Linked DNA regions of Homo sapiens: region 1 is linked to region 2. A link is an interaction called in ENCODE POLR2A ChIA-PET data of the cell type or tissue named here. Cell type or tissue: Caco-2. All regions are shown on one strand. Links, peaks and the distances in the headings refer to the core of each region. The heading gives the core; the rest is flanking DNA.

What was found. ChIA-PET counts read pairs that join two places held together with the same protein. Peaks named below come from ENCODE experiments on the same cell type or tissue, not always from the same donor. Only the 100,000 strongest peaks of a DNase experiment are listed, where the experiment ranks them.
Region 1: POLR2A ChIA-PET joins it to region 2 with 6 read pairs; 2 of 35 experiments call an interaction of 5 or more read pairs at or near these places.

The regions. Positions count from the first base shown.
Region 1 is chr1:209,612,609-209,620,892 of GRCh38, forward strand. It overlaps CAMK1G (calcium/calmodulin dependent protein kinase IG), which reads left to right. Exons shown (of 13, transcript NM_020439.3): 12 at 177-304; 13 at 432-1,331. The coding sequence ends at 267. It overlaps LAMB3 (laminin subunit beta 3), which reads right to left. Exons shown (of 23, transcript NM_000228.3): 19 at 5,844-6,051; 20 at 5,299-5,440; 21 at 4,802-4,978; 22 at 3,863-4,016; 23 at 2,262-2,799. The coding sequence ends at 2,663. Among named protein-coding and RNA genes, the nearest start is that of MIR4260, 6.8 kb to the right of the region's middle. In Caco-2, for the core only: no CTCF peak of the experiment used is centred there; no DNase peak of the experiment used is centred there.
Region 2 is chr1:209,390,981-209,399,310 of GRCh38, forward strand. No RefSeq gene overlaps it. Among named protein-coding and RNA genes, the nearest start is that of LINC01698, 23 kb to the left of the region's middle. RefSeq lists an enhancer at 5,711-6,593. In Caco-2, for the core only: no CTCF peak of the experiment used is centred there; DNase peaks (open chromatin) are centred at 4,361 and 7,781.

The DNA of each region.
Region 1 (8,284 bases), core at 285-8,284, 220 kb after region 2:
AAGTGTAGGGGGGCTTGGTTATCTTTATCTTTTCTGCAGGTTCTTGAACTTTCTGAACCTCATGAGGGGAGAGCTGAGTGGATGCCACAGGCACAGAGAACTACCACCTCTGCCCTGCCCCATCGACTCTTCTTCCCTCAAATACTTCAAAGGTTGTTGCTTCATTTCCTTTCTAGGAACTTCAAGTCGGAGGTCATGGTACCAGTTAAAGCCAGTGGCAGCTCCCACTGCCGGGCAGGGCAGACTGGAGTCTGTCTCATTATGTGATTCCTGGAGCCTGTGCCTATGTCACTGCAATTTTCAGGTTAGGAGGGTCACAGTGTGAGGCTTGGGGAGAGTTTCTGTCCCAGAGGAGAGCCCCATGCCAGAGTGTGAGTGATGGGGTCTGAGGTGGCAACCCCCTCCTCACTCTGAGCCCCTTTCTCTTGCAGGAGACATATTCAACTCCTCTGCTCTTCCAAACCTGGTGTCTATCCGGCAGAGGGAGGAAGGCAGAGCAAGTGGAGCAGGGCTTAGCAGGAGCAGTTTCTGGCCAGAAGCACCAGCCTGCTGCCAGCGGGGCAGCCCCTCATAGGAGGCCCAGGAGGGAGCCCCAAGGCGTAGAAGCCTTGTTGAAGCTGTGAGCAGGAGAAGCGGTGCCCACCAGCTTCCAGGTCTCCCTGACCTGCCTGCTCTATGCCCCACACCCTACGTGCCGTGGCTCTGTGCAGTGTACGTAGATAGCTCTCGCCTGGGTCTGTGCTGTTTGTCGTGAAAAGCTTAATGGGCTGGCCAGGCTGTGTCACCTTCTCCAAGCAAAGCCATATGGAGCATCTACCCAGACTCCCACTCTGCACACACTCACTCCCACCTCTCAAGCCTCCAACCTCTTGGCCAGATTGGGCTCATTAATGTCGTTGCCTGCCCATCTGCATGAATGACAGGCAGCTCCCCATGGTGGTCTGCCTGTGAGCTCTTCAAGTTCTAATCCTTAACTCCAGGATTAGCTCCCAAGTGCGCTGAGACCCAGCCAGCACACTTCTGGCCCTTCTCCCTGCCTCAATCTAAAAGCAGTGCCACACCCTCCAAAGTGGAATAGAAAGAAGTTCATGAGTAAGGGCTGCAAGGAATTCTTATCCTGGCCACATGTCCTCCGTGCACACACCCAATGGAGTTAACCTTGGAAGTTGACTATTTTAATGTCTGCCAGGAGTTCTAATCCTGCCTCTGTTCCCTTTTCTCTCCTTGAAAGTCCAGCACACCATTCTTGTCCTTCCCCAGTTTCCTCGCCCTCCACCCCTCCAGCTTCATGCTCAGTGTTGTGCTTAATAAAATGGACATATTTTTCTCTATGAGGCTTCATTTGGTTCTTTCAAAGTCAGGAGCAGTTCAGGGACTTCTGAGCATGTCTGGAGTAGAGAGTGCATGGATGGCTGGGGTCAGCAAGGAACCAGCAGTTGTAGCTGATGTGCATACAGATGTGCATATAGCTGAGTATACAGTGCTCCAGGCACTGGACATGAGTTACATCATTAACTCATTACTTCTCACAACAACCCCTTGGGACAGGTTCTGTTGGAACCGAGGCAGTCTGGCTTTAGTGGCCATTCTCTTAATGGCTCTATTAGATGAGCATGAGTTCGAGCCCCAGCTCTGCCCCGACCTGCCATATCTGTGACCTTGGGGAAGTTACTTAGTCTTTCGTGCCTTGGTTTCCTCACTTATCCAATGGGAATAGCAGTGCCACCTGCATCATGAAATGATGCAGATGATGTGCCCAGCCTCGTGGCCAATAAATAATCAAAATGATTAACAATGATCAAGAAGTTAATGTAGATAAAATGTCTAGCACAGTGCCTGCTTGGGCCATGGTTAACACACAAATGTCCATGCCATTCCATATCATCCTCCACCCCACCCCCCACACATATCCATTTACAACTTCTCTTTAAGACCCCAAGAGACATAGATTCTAGTCTTAGTCCTTCCTCTGGAAGCTGCATGAATTTGAACGTTCCTTCCCTTCCCTGGATTTCTATTTCCCCATCTGTAAGCAAGAAGTTGAATCGCTGCTTAGAGATGAAAACTGCTTCTCTGGTCTCTCAAGGATAGAATCCATCAGGTTCTAGGGCAGAGGGGCCCAGACTCCCTAAATCTGGGTGCCCAGAAAGCCGGGTGGAACAGAGGAGAGCAAAATATGGGCTTGAATAGAGGAGTCCCCACAAACCCCAAATGGGAGACAGAAACAGTGGCAAGAGTTTACCCAGTGAGGGGACAGACTGTTTTTCCTCGTTGAACCTCCAGGCTCTTTTCCAAAGATTTTTATTTGGCTTTTCATTTTTACATCACTTTTGTTAAGTTTTTGTGCTTGGTCCAGGATTCCTCCCCAGTGGAGAACTAAAGGCGGGGGATACTGCCCAGCCCAGCTTCCTTGACTTGAGAGCTCTTAGTTTCAATGGCATGCCAATCTCCACCATCTTTGTCTGTCAAGTGTAACTGTCCCATTGGCTCAGGCTCAGCTGCAGCTCAGGGTAATCTTACTAGCTACACACCAGGGGTGGTCCAGGCTGTACTTTAGGCTGCATGAAAGTCTCCTGGAGATGGAAAGCATTCCAACCCAATCTGCCCCCAACCAAAAGCAAAGGCGGCAGATGAGTGGGGCAACGGGCTGGAAGCTGTAGCATCACTTGCAGGTGGCATAGTAGAGCACGCGCCCATTGATGTGGTCACGGATCTGCTCCACACGCTTCTCCAGTCCTGTCAGGTCCGCTGAGCGCAGCATGATGGCCTGGCTGCCCCGCAGCAGCTCCAACTCCATGTCTGAGGCAAATGGAACAGCAGCAGGAGGAGGAGTTGATGGTGAGACTCCCCAAGACTCCCAACCCTTCCTTCCCCTCCTGCTAACTGGAGGTAGCATGTGTAGAGGAATCCCCTCCAGAAAAATCTGGCCTCTAAAGCAGTGGTGCCCCTCCAGCTTCATGCCTCTCCAGCCCCATCCCATGCTTAGTAACCTGGCAGGGGCCAAACCCAGCAGGCTCCCACTCCTAATTATCCCTGGGCCCCTGACCCTCTGGGCTCTCACAGTTGTCCAAGGCTAATGAAGGAGGTCACAAACACCCATCATCATATCTTAGCGATGACTCTAGTTCCCAGGAGCCCCTGTTCTCCTTTCTAAGGAATTTTTGGAACCCTTTTGAAAGCTACTTTCATTATGTTTCTGTCATATTCAAAGCCCTTGGATGTGCCCTACCGCCTCCTGAGCTATCTACCCTCCTCATCCTCACACTAGAAGCCAGGCACAGGGACAAGTCATGTTGACCTCATGCCACTTCTTTCCTACCAGCTCCTCAGCAACCCTCTTCTCCTGTCCCTATGTCAGAACATATCTTGTTGGGGCTTCCCAACACCCTTATCCTAATGTCCCTCCTCTTCCTCACAGCTTCTCCCAGGCCTACACATCCTTCCAGGCCCATCTCAAATCTTCTTTTCTTACCTTCACTGAACATGTCTCTCTCAAATTATTTATTCCCTGAACCCCAGAACTCTTATTATTCAACCCCTATCAGAGACCACCTCATCCTGTTAAATATAATTCTATGCATCTTAAGCATAAAGCAATAGGAATAAAAAATATGACCCCACTGTTTGCAAAAACAGAGAAAATGGTCCCATTAATTGCAAGCTTTTTGAGGCCAGGACAAGTCATGGGACCATCTCTGCATTCCCCAGCCTCATACATGCTAGATGCCCAGAAAAAATCTCATTTGATCTCACTCCCATAGCACGGCTAGCTCCAATAAGAACGGGCTTCAGAAGCCTTGGGTTGGGTGGGACCAGCCTTCATGAATGCCCAATAGTCCATGCCCCTAAACCATTCCCTCACCTTTCATCCTGTCCATCATCTCCATGGTCTCCCCAAACAGCTCCTCTGCCTCTGTCTTCACACTCTGGATCCGGGCACCCTGCTCACCCAGCATGGAACTCTGACCCAACCGGTCCTTCAACTCAGCATACTTTTGTTTTATTCTCTCAAATCCCTGAAAAAGGTAGAATAGTCTCAGTGTCATTGTCATCATGCAAGGTCCTAAAGACCTGTGGCCAAAGCACTTGATATCACCCAAATCAATACACAGTGGGAAGGTGCCTCCTATTAGCCCCCAATAGCATTGGTTTTGCCTATTGAAACCCCTGAGCCACAGACTATGACTTAAACTTCTGTGTTTCCCTCTTCCCATCTCCAGCTCTTGACATGACCCACCTCACTCCCAGGACAATGTCAGTCACATCATAGGATATTAATAGTAGGCTGTCACTTAATAGCATACTTAGCAACTTGGTCACTGTGCCAGGATTGAAAGTGCCAATGTTCCTGGCCATAGCGGGAGCAGGTAGTGTGCTTGAGACACTGAGAATGGGCTCTTTGATCTTCTCTCTCATCTAATTCTGACAATCATGGAGCCCAGGTTAGGTTAAGCAAAGAGCATCTGTCCAGGCTGGGAATCCAAGAGACAAGCTCTGGATCCAGTGTCAGGGGACCTGCTTTGTAGATGATTCTTAGGCCTGTGAACGAGTCACCACCTCATCTGTAAAAGGAAAGGGACTGGACTAGGTCATCTCCAGTGTCCCTGAGCCAGCTATACCAAAAGCAGTGGAGGGAGAAATCAGATGCCTGGCCAGGTTTGGGTTGACTCTCAAGCCTCTTCTGGTTCTGTTATTCTAAGCACTTTTGAGTTTGTGGTCTTATAAAGTGTGCAAAGTCCTCCTCTGCTCAGGACCCCCTCACTGGCCGTACATCATTGAGCTAACTCCGCCTTCTCTGTACCTCTTGGGCACTCAATGCCTGCTCGCTGGCACCTTCCGCAAGCTGCTGGGCCTGGACTGCCTCTGCCCCCTGCTGCCGGGCTTGGTGGCGGAGCTCCTCCATCCGTGTCCAGAAGTCACCCAGCTGCTTGGTCATGCTTGTCACCAGCTTTTCTGCTGGCCGCAGTACCTGCTGAACCTTTGTGGAAAGAGGGAGATCTGGCCTTTGTGGTGGGTCTCATAGGTCGGGGGGTTCATCCCCATTTTTTCTCCAACTCATCAGGCAGCAAAAACCCTCTCCAACCAGAACAAACACAATTGCCCACCTCTCACCCCTCCTTCTGCATCCCAGCCACAAGACCAGAAAATCCAAGGCCCATAGCCTGCCCAAAGCTTGTCACTCTCCTCTAGAACTCCACCTCAGGTTTTATCTAGTCACTTTCTGGCATTTTCTATGCCTGGTGCCCAAATTTTCCTGTTTATGCCCAAATATGGGCGGAGGAAGCCATAATGCCTCACCTCAGCAACCCTGTCCTGGATAAGCCGAAGGGAGCGGCTGGTGCCTTGCATGGTGTCCTGAGCTTCCTGCAGTGCCACTGTCCCCTGCCGCAGGTTCCCAACCACATCTTCCACCTGGCCCTCCACTGCATGGGCTCGGCTCCTGGGTGAGAGAAGCAGCAGGGAGAGGAGAGAGAGAATGAGTGAACAGTGAATCAATGTGTGGTTCGACTCACACACCAGTCCAAAAGAACACCCTTCCCAGCCAAGGCAAAGAGCAAGGAAAGTATTAACTCAGTAGCTTTGATGTCCCAGGACCCCACCAAGCAGACGTGATGAATGTTCCCATTATGCCCAAGACACCTTCTGGGCGGTTTCCAATACGGAAGACACAGTCATGCAAATTAAGTTTAACCTGCACTCTGGACTCTGTGTACCACTCTCCACCATGGTAAGCACCCCCTCCTGTCTCCCAGCCCTCTGTACCCCTCTCCCAGCAACGGGGTTGAGGAGCAAAACGCCAGCTTAATCCTGGGCAGAGAGAAGTTCAGGGCCCAAGGCCATACCTGGCTTCCTCAGCCTCAGCCTGCAACCGGCGGGCACGCGCAATGTCCTGCTTGGTCTGGGACAGCACCAAGTCCACGTTGGGGAGCCTGGCTGCAATGGCCTGGATCTCATTCATCTTCTGCAGAACAGTAGCTGAGTCTGTGGGCAGCCACAGGGCCAGCACGGCCTCGCTGACCTCCTGGATAGTGGCTGCATCAGTGTCGGGGTCTGGAAGACAACACGCATTTGACTGTAGGAGCCCACTAACCTCCCCAGAGATACGAGGCCTCTCCTAGCTGAGCAGCACTTGTGGAAGGCACCCACAGTGGCCCCTCTACCGTGGTGTCCCAAGGAGCTGCTGCCCCCTTTCAACCAGACTCAGGCGCCTGTTCTCCAGGGATTTCTGGGAATGCTGTAGGAGGATGACTATCCTGTGCTCCATGCTGCAGCAGGGAGGAGGAGGGGTGTCGTCACAGCTGTGCCAACTAAGTGTCTGGTGCCACAGGAAGCTGCGGGCTGGGGAGAAGGAGGTGGTGCCAGACAGCTGGTACTGAACAATGCCTGCAGCACATGCACAATCAGCCCTAAATTGGGAAGAGTGGCCAGAAACTGGAGCTGCTTCCTTGGCAAAAAGACCCCTTCCCTGCATTCCCCCTCAGGCAAGATTGCTCATTTGTGCAAAGGCAAATAAGAATGATCAAGTCTCTGCTGGAATATCACCTTCTCAGGGAGGCCAACCCCAGCCATCCAATCTAGAATTGCAACCTCCACCCTGGACTGTAGCACACCTTATCGTCCCTCCCTGCCTTATCTTTCTGTCTAGCACTTGCACCACCCATGTGCCAAACACTGTACTCATTTAACTGGTTTGTTTGGTCTCTTTTCCTCTAGAATGTAAGCTCTACAAGGGCAGGGCCTGGGTTTTGTCCACAGCTATATCCCCAGACCCCAGCACAGTGCCTGGCACTTGGAGGTCCTCATGTGCGTAGAGTGAATGAATGATTGACAGGGCTTCAGGTTCAGATCTCTGCTTTACTATTCAAGCCACCTGGGCAAGTCAAGTGGTTCCTCTAAGCTCAGTTTCCTGATCGGTGAAAAAGGAATATCAATCCCCAATCTGAAGGTACAACATGAAACAATCCATTTGCAAGAGTTGTTACAAACCAACTCTGGGTCAGAGGGTAAGGTCAGAAGTACAGAGATGACATCTCCTCCCCATCTCTCCCAATTTGCTTTTACAGATTTCACTGGTATTGAGGTATTAAGGAGGGGGGCACCCACTCACCAGATGATTTGCCCTGGAATCTGAACTCCTCTGGGGCCCCAGGCCCAGTTTCACTCTACAACTAGAGGATACTAGCTGGTCACACAGGTCTCATTCCCTGCCCCATCCCATGCCAGGTGGAAGGACACTCCTGGAGGGTGGAAGCCATGCTTGTTCATTGCTGTGTCCCTCGGGGCTTGCATGCAGCATAACTGTGGTTGAGTTTCATTAAGTGGGTTTATCCCAGCAGCAAGCTTTCATAAGGACCTTCCTAATAGAGCTCGTCAACCTCTCTTCTAACCCAGAGTCCCACTCTCAAAACAAGGCTTCATGTGCACCTTCTCAAGAAAGCCTTCCAGGATGAGCACATCCCCACCTAGATCTTGCCCTTCCTTTACTCTGCACCACTTCAGCTGCATCCTCAGGGTCAATCGGTATGACATTCAGTCGCAGAGCCTTCTGGGTCTCAGGATGGGCTCAGTAAATATTTACTGCTTTGAGCAAAAGCATGGGAGGAGTTGAGACTGCAAATCAAATTAAACTCAGTCCCTGCCTTTATGGAGCTGGAAATCTAATGGGAGACAGGCACATGAACAAGGAAGTACAGCTTTGAGTGAGCGGAGTAAACACAGGTGCTATGATGGCCATGGAAGGGGCCCCCAGCGCCATCTGATAGGTCCAGGGAGGCTGCCTGGAGAGTGGGATGCCTAGATTCCTAGAGGATGAGCAGGAGCTAGACAGGTCAGCAGAGGTGGGAGAGGGGAGACGATCCAGAGAGAGGAAAAACATTCGCAAAGGCAAGAGGCAAGAGAAAGTGTGTTTGTGTATGCACACTCGCATGTGTGTATGTATTTGTGTGTCTATGCCGTAAAGCAATAGGGTGTGAATGACAGAGTCAGACAATTAGGCTTGAAGCCTACCTGCACCACTGCCAAGCTAGATGCCTTTAGGCAAGTTGCTTAACCTCTCTGTGCCTAGATTACTTGTGTGCAAAGTGGAAGTAATAAGAGTACTTAGTTCATGTAGTCAGGAATAAATGATGTAATACATGCAAAGCACTTGGAACAGTGCCTGGACTCAGTTAGAACTTAATAAGCCTTAACTATTCATTTTGTCAATTCCATTTGAAGAACTGGGAAAGGCGATGTTTCCTCCTCCCTCCACAGACTTTCCACTCTCCCTCCCACACTGTGACCC
Region 2 (8,330 bases), core at 192-8,191:
TACCCCAGAGCCAGCATCACCTGACTGACTTGTGAATTAATCAACATTTCATGATCCCACTCTCCCACAGCCTTGAATTCCCCACAGCCTTTGAGTCTTCCTAGTTGAGGCTCAGATGTTGTGGAGCAGAGGTAAGCAGCCCCTGCCATGCCCTGTTCAAATTCCTGGCCCATGAAATCTGTGAGCCAAAAAAAAAAAAGTTATTTTTATGTTTTATGCTCCTAAGTAGATGCAAACTGTAGTGACTTGCAGGGCTTCCTTGATCCAATGATGAGGATTGGGGGTGTTGGAGGGTGACCTGTGTCAGAAAAAGGAGAAAGAGGAATGCACAGACCAGGCCATGCCACTATGGAAGACAAACAATGATCTGAACAGTGCTATTTGTACAGACGGTCCACAACTTATAATGGTTTGACTTACAATTTTTTGACTTTATAATGACACGTAAGCAACATGTGTTCAGTAGAAACCATACTTCAAATATCCGCCTACCATTCTGTTTTTCACTTTCAGTTCAGTATTCAATAAATTACATGAGATATTCAACACTTCGTTATAAAATGGGCTTTGCGTTAGATGATTTTGCCCAACTGCGGGCTATGTCCTTGTTTGTTGCACGAACATTGTTCAAGTATGTTTAAGATACGTTAGGCTAAGAGATGATGCTCAGCAGGTGAGGTGTATTAAATGCATTTTCAAACTATAATATTTTCAACATACCCCGTCATAAGTTGAGGAGAGTCTGTACTATTTGCTTTTTTGAGGTGAAAATGGAACCTCATGTAAACACATTTCACGAAGGATCCCTGGGCCTGGCCTCTGGCATCACAGCCTTGCAGTGGTCACTGGGGATGCACACAGCCTCTCTTGACTGCTACCCTAATCAACAGCAGACAGGAGCCTCCTCCTCTTCAGAGGCCCTTCCCGTGGTTGGAAGCCAAACAACTTCATAGTGGGACATCTGTCTATTTCGCATAGGCTCCTTGGAGAAATGCTGGTGGACAGGATTTGAAGACTTGCAGTCAGGAATTCATTCCTCCCAGCAGGGGATGGGGGCTCAACTCCTGGTGACTCAGACCCTGGCAGGGGCTTCTGCCACTTCTTGCTTGTTCCCTCACCACCTCCCAGGGGTTTTTTTAGGTGATGACAAAGATTGTGTCTCCCCAAAAGGTATCCCAAAAACTGCCCTGAGATCAAGTTTTTAAGTTGTCATCTTAAAAAGTTCTTTTAAGTTGTCATCTTAAAAGAGACCCTAGTCAGCCTGGGAGTGCTGGTTTACATTTAGCTTCAGGGAGTTCCTTGTTGCAGAGAGCTCTCTTTATTTACTCTTTGTCTTTCTGTTATTTCCACTACTTGGAAAAAAGACCCACCTTCTCACCCCTACCCTTCCCACCATACCTCTAAGAATATTTGACTTGTTTAAACAGCCACTCATTAGAACTCAAGTTCATTTTAAGAAAAGCCTTTGACATCCTCATTCTAGGAGGAGAGGGAGGATGCACTCGATAGGCTCAGTGGGCAGGTCACAGGTAGGGAGCATCCAGGACCTCTGGAGTCCTTGGGACAGGCATGGTTAGACTCCATACATTCAGTGGAGAAGTGGAGGGTGGGTCCGCATCTGCGGGGCTTACCCATTAACCTGTGTCTTGGTTTTCTGAACAGCTCCATTTTTTACAGGTCCACCTGTGTTGTCAGAGGCCTTGTTATCTACTTTGGTTCACTCTGATTTTAATTGCCTCCTCTAACTTGGTGGGTGAATCGGACCTGAACTTACAGACTATTTGAATCAGAAGAGCCCTTAGAAATCACCTAGATCAGCCTTCAGAAAGGAAAAGTGACCTGTCCATGGTCACACAGCAATAGTTCTTCAGTGTCAGAGCTAGGACTAGAAATAGGGCCCCTGGCTTCCAAACCAGGGCTCTGTATTGTGCTCTCAGACTCCCCAGATGGGCTGCTTACTGGAGAGGATGAAGGAATTCAGAGAACATGCTTGAGATCAACCAATCACAAGACTTCTGCTGCCTGAGGTCCTGTTTGCCAAAACCCCCACTCTTTCTTCCTCTTCCACAGCCCAATCCCAGCCACCTAAACCTCTAGAATATTTTGGAGCTGAGCACAAACAAGCTGCTAAGGCAGTGTTCTATTCTTTAGGCATTCTTGAAATTACAATTTCTGCTTATTTTAGAAATTAAGACTTTCCCACCCACCTCTCTTTCTCCTCTTTTTATTCTCCTCCCAACCCTGGCTCTAAATTCATGTCTGCTTTTCTGTTTCCCTGGCTCATAACATATTTCACATGGCCAAGCTGCCATAAAGAATATTTCCTACAAATGCAAACACTGTACTTGGACATACCAATGAAACTTAATTTCTGTCAATGTGCTGTTTGGGGAGTTTTTCAATAAACCATATTCCTTGAACACATTTTGGAACAAACTGAAATACCAAGAAAAGAAGAACATGGTTATTTGCAGACAATGGAGGGACCACTTCAACATAAATATTGTAATAGATGGACAGATTGTCCTATATTATAGCTCTCTGTGTAAGTATCTATTTTTTTCCCACTGGAATTGACTCCTCAAGGGTTTATATCATTTCTGTTTCAATTCCACATCCCTCACAACTCCAAAGTTCTTTTCATATATGAAGGCCTCTATACATGTTTATTAAATTTAATGTTTTTTAAATGTAGTGAGGGCATACTATGCAACGTAGGCAGAATGGTAGATGTTTTCATGGCTTTAAAAAAAGTTGATCCCTATGGCCATCCTGTATCAGTTATTTATTGCCTCAATAATGACATTTTATAAACCACCCAAAAGCTTAGTAGATTAAAACAATAACCTTCTATTTTTTTTTTTGTGGGTCTACATGTTGGCTGGCCAATTCTGCTGATCTGCATTGGGCTCAGCCAATCTTCATGAGGGGTGTTCATGCATCTGCGGTCAGCCGGAGGGCAGATGGGGGAAGTTGATCTAAGATGGCCTAACATAGAGCAGCTGGAATGATTGGGGCTTCTCCTCACATGATTTTTTTTTTAATTTTCCAGCAGACTATATTTACACTCATGGTGAAGAGAGCAGGGTTTGAAAGAGCAAATGGAAACATGCAAGACATTTTGATGCAAGGCTTAGAACTGGCACACTGTCACTTGGACCACACTTTTTTGGCTAAAGAAAGTCACAAGGCCAGTCCCAGATTCAAGGGCTGGGGAAATCAAATCCACCTCTCAATGCAAGGAGCAACAACTCATACCACAATAGGTTTAAGAATTACAGCCATTTTTGCAATCAATTCACTCATAAGTTTAATTTTAAGATGAAAAAATAGGTCAAAAGTTTTATGAAAAATGTTATAACACTGGATTATGGTGATAGTTGCACAACTATAAATTTACCAAAAATCATTGAACTATACCCTTACAATGACTGAATTTTTTGATATGTAAATTATCCCTCAGTAAAGCTATTGAACAAAACCTGAAACTATTTGTAAAACTTTACTGAAGATCATTTAAGTCATAATTGCCCAAATCTGCATTTAAATTCAGGAATTCTAGCATGAAACTCGGTAATCCTTCCATTGCAATACATTGTATCATACCTAAAGCATTAGATTCTCAGAATCAGAGAATCTAGGAACTAGAAAGAACTTCTGCAGGTTACTTAGTCCGTCCCTCTTTCAAGCAGTTGAATGTGTAAAGCATCTAGTGCAGGTGCATAAGACCTCTCTTGGGTTGAAAAATAGGAACAGCTCTACAGGAAACCTGAGCCAGGTGAAAAATATGTCTCATCTTCTCATGTGGGATCCAGTATAGTTAATACTGGAAGAAAAACTTGAACCACTGTTCTTTCCAGAAACAGAAAATACAGACAATTCTTTTGATTTTACTTCTTTCATTTCATGATGAACTCGTACTGAGTAGCCAGGATACCACAGGTACTCAGATTCTAGTATTAATAGCATTAGCATTTTTCTTCCATTTTAGTACCCAGAGTCCAAATCTAAATGTCTTCTTTAGGGCTGAAAGTGGTCATATTCAAATTAAAGGTCACCCAAATAACTTCTTTTGTGGGTTAAAATCTCTGACATGAGGACTCTAGGAAGAAGAACAGTTTTTTAAAAGGTGGACATGTACAATCTGGTCCTTCTATTGAAAGCCTTAAGGGGTCTGTGAAGATGATGAACAAATGGGAAGTGTTCCAGTTTTATCCTATAATTCGGACTTGTTTCTGGAGGGAAAAAAAAAAAAAAGTAAAATCCGGAGGAGATGCATCCAAGCTCTCCATAAACAGAGCTTTGAAGAGCAAATTGAGCGGCTTTCATCAATCACACACAGACCACAGCAAACACAGCCCGAGGAGAATCACTCACCCAGTGTCAGGCAGGGTCAGGCAAACGTTATCAAACGCTCTTTCAAGCTATTATGAACCAGAATCAGAGGGAGAGAAGGAAGTAGAGGAGTGCCAAAAATAAGATCCCGAGGGGAAGGGAGGCAAATAAGGCAAGAAAGAGATGCAGTGGCAAAGAGGATGTGGAGGGAAGAGAAAGAGAGGAAGAAAGAGTGAGGAAAAGACACAGGAAAATATATAAGTAGGTAGCAAGACACAGAGAGCAGAAGGGAAGCAGAGAGAATGGCGCAGCAAAACAGAACAAAAGTAAATCAACAGCAGCAAAAGGAAAGCTGGAAAACAAGGTGGAGAGAAATAATCTTTCCCCATGGGTGGGGTGGAGGCCACACTGGCAGCCATCTGTCCTGAGGATATGTCATCTACGTGACCTTTCATTGAAAATTAGCCAAAATAGTTCAAGTTTCTGTGTATAGAGGAATATCATCATGTCTCAGTGAAAGGAAAGAAAAAGCAAACACTTCAATCATCTTCCTCTCCAGCTCCCCAAACTTATTCACTAGGAGGGACTATTTGATCATTCTGGATGGTTTCACTCAGGACCTGAAAATGAGAACAGCCATTAGAAACCAGCTCGATGCCCACCCAATCCCCCACAGGAGTGATTTTACCTTTTATTACAACAAAGCTCAGGCAGTCATATACCCACTCAAGTTGTAAATCTGCCTTCTTCACAGATCAAGTTCGATTTTCCAACTAATTAGAGAAAAACAAACCCACTCCTGGGTCAAAACCAAGCAAACATCCCCATCTCTGTATAGGACCTGGCTCTGTCTTAATTAAGAGGTAAGGGCCTGGGTGCCTGGGTGTTCCTTGGGGAACTTTGAGGGGCCAGGGGTCAGCAGGAGGGCAACCAGTGCAAGAAGAGAGCCAGTGCACCAAGGAAAATAAATGAGGAATGGGAGATAGAGGAGCCTTCTCCAAAACAAACTTTGCTAATTTACACGCTTACTCCATAAGAAGATATTGCAAATGGCAATGCATGAAGAGACAGAGTCCTCAAGACAGCCTAACTATTGGTACACCCTGAATATCAGTTACAATTAGGCGAGGTACTAGGAGCCAGTTGATAGTGGCTCCCAATTCTTAACTGAAGAGTTCAGATAGGAGCTGAGAGAATAACAATAGCTAGAATTTATTGAGCCAATCATTTTTACATGCACCATTTTATTTAACCCTCACAATAACCCTATCTAATAGACATTCTTCTAATTATTATTCCCATTTTACTGATGAAGAAACTGAGGCTCAAAGAGGTTACATAACTGGCCCAAAGTCATACAGTGAGCAAGTACAGAAGTGGAAATCTGAGCTTGCAACTGACTCCAGAGCTGGTCTCAGCCACTCTGTGGCCTGCATTGCTCCAGTAGCAGATGGGTCTGATAGAAGAGCATGTTGGCCCTGTGTACTTGTGAACAGCATGCAGGATGGAGAGAAAGGGGACAGTCCTGGAAGCAGGGACTCAGAAGCAGCCTCAATCCAGTTGGGAAGGAATCAGGGTTTTGAATAGGATGGTAACAGTCCATGTCGCAAAGATGAGGCCAATTTACCATATGAAACAATTTTGAGCTTTTGGATAAATGGCACAGTCACTGGCTGAGACAGGAGGTAGCATTACTGTGGGCAGCAACAAGTTTAGGGAGCTCTCTAAACTTTCCTATTTCTCTTTATGAAAGCAAAAGACCAGAAAATTATCTATAATTACTGAGCCATCAGCACTTAATTACAGCATCTCTTGCATGGGCCAACATGGCAAATGACTTCACACCACTAATGAGTGTCCTGAGCTCCTCTTCCCACTCCCAGTTTGACCTGGAATACACTGGCACGAACAGCCCTTCCAGTCCACTCTATACAGCAGAGGTATCAGAGTACAGGCTGTGTGGCCAGACAGACCTGTGTTCAGATCCTGTCCCCACCACTCACTAACTGAGGAACTTTAGACACTATTCAACTTCTCTGAGCCACAGTTTCCTCATCTGTAAAATGGGGGCTGTAAAATACATCAGTCCTGGGGAATGTCAGGATAAAATAAAAAGATAAATGCATAACATCTAGGACAATGCCTAACATATAATAAGCACTCTTTTAAAAAGCTATTATTATTGTATATTTCCACCCCTTCATCTGACTCATTTGAAGCTGAAAGAGGAAGAGGCAAACCGAGTGAAATTGCTTACATAAAAGCCAGATAGAGCCTGGCTATTCCACCGAAGGCAATAATTATAAAGCTGCTTCAGAGCACAGAGAGTTCCAAGAATGGAATACGCATTTGAAACAAGTTCATTAAAAAATTGCTTACTCATAAAAGCTACTATCGTTATAGCCTGACAAATGGAAGACACGACACTAATAAATAAGGAGCCGGTGGTAAACAAGCTGACTACACCAAGAATCCCTTGATTTCTCTCTTCCCCATCCTTCAACTGTTTCTTAATCTTTTATGGGCTTATAATGACAAGTTCAGGTGGGTTTTATGTGCCTGTTTACTCTGAGTTTTCTCCAAACTCCAAATGGAAGGGAAGAAGCCTCCAGGCTTCTCTACTTAGTCTCCCAGAATGGAATGAGGCAGTCTCGGCACCCAGCAGGCCTGGCTGCCACCTCTTTGCACCACAGAGTCAGCTCAGGCCTTTCCTCACCTCCACATCCTATCTAGAGACCTCTAAACCCTCACACCTTTGCACCAATGCATCTCCTCCTGCCTCATGGGTCCATTCCAAGGAGAGTGTCCTGCTGTTTTGCGGGACACTCTCCCAGTCAGTGTCCCGCTGTTTTTCCCTTCCAGTCAGTGTCCTGCTGTTTTGCCCCAGCCCAAATAGATCACATTCTCAGTTGTGGAATGAGTCCCTAACAGAAAGTCAGGAGACTGGGATGATTATGCAGTCCAGATGCTTACTAGCTGGACATTGCCACTCAACTTCCCTGAGTCTCAGTTTTGCTGTCTATAACCTGGGGATAACAATACTTCCCTCACAGTGTTCCAGCAGAGGTTAAATAAGTTTATAGTGACAAACTTGCCCTATGGAGTGTCTGGCACATGTGGCAGATGTTGCAGTTACTCAGTGGCAATAATTCAGCACCCTGTATCTGAGCTCCGTCCTGTGATCTTGGGTGTGGGGGTGGCAATGAAAAGAGAGGAGAATGCCCACAACGGTCTACCCTCAGAGTTTTGACTCACCATGCAATCAAGAGACTTCAACTTGCTTTCAAAGAGTTTCTAAGTGCAGATATGACCTAAGGAAATGGGGTGAAGAGAGTGGGGTGCTGGTACCCTCCCCTGCACTCACCTGCCTCCGCCCTGCCCCAGCCCTGCAGGACTTGACTATGTCTTGCTCCCTTGCCAAAAAAGGACAGCAACATCAGACAGGAAGCAGCTTAGCGCTTTCACAGAGCCTGGGGCCAAACAAACATGTGTCAGCATTTACCAGAAACCCTGGTAAATCTTACAAATTCTTACATAACAAAAGCATGTAATCTCTGAGTCCACATATTCCTTTTTCAAGCAAGCCCCACCTACTTGACTACTGTTTTTCAGGAGGTTAAAACAAAAAATGATGTGTCACTTAGTTACACAAATGAACAGCCGATTTGGACTTTGAAAAACTCTTAGGTATTTTGTAAAAACGGAGCTAAATACTAAGTAATAAATTTTGGGAGCCAAATCCTTCCAAAACAAAATTTCCTTGAGAATTGCCCTTCTGCGCATGGGTAACTATTGCTCTCAGAGACAAGAAATGGCTTGCTTGGATTCAAATATGCAAAAGCTAGGTTTTAGGCATCCACTCTCTTATTCTAGAAAGATTTATTGAATACACACTATGTGGAAAGCATCATGCTAGGTGCTACAATACAAAGATCAAAAGGTTCAAGAGATAGAGGCAAGCTGTCTCTAAACTAAGATGCTGCTGGGGACCCACT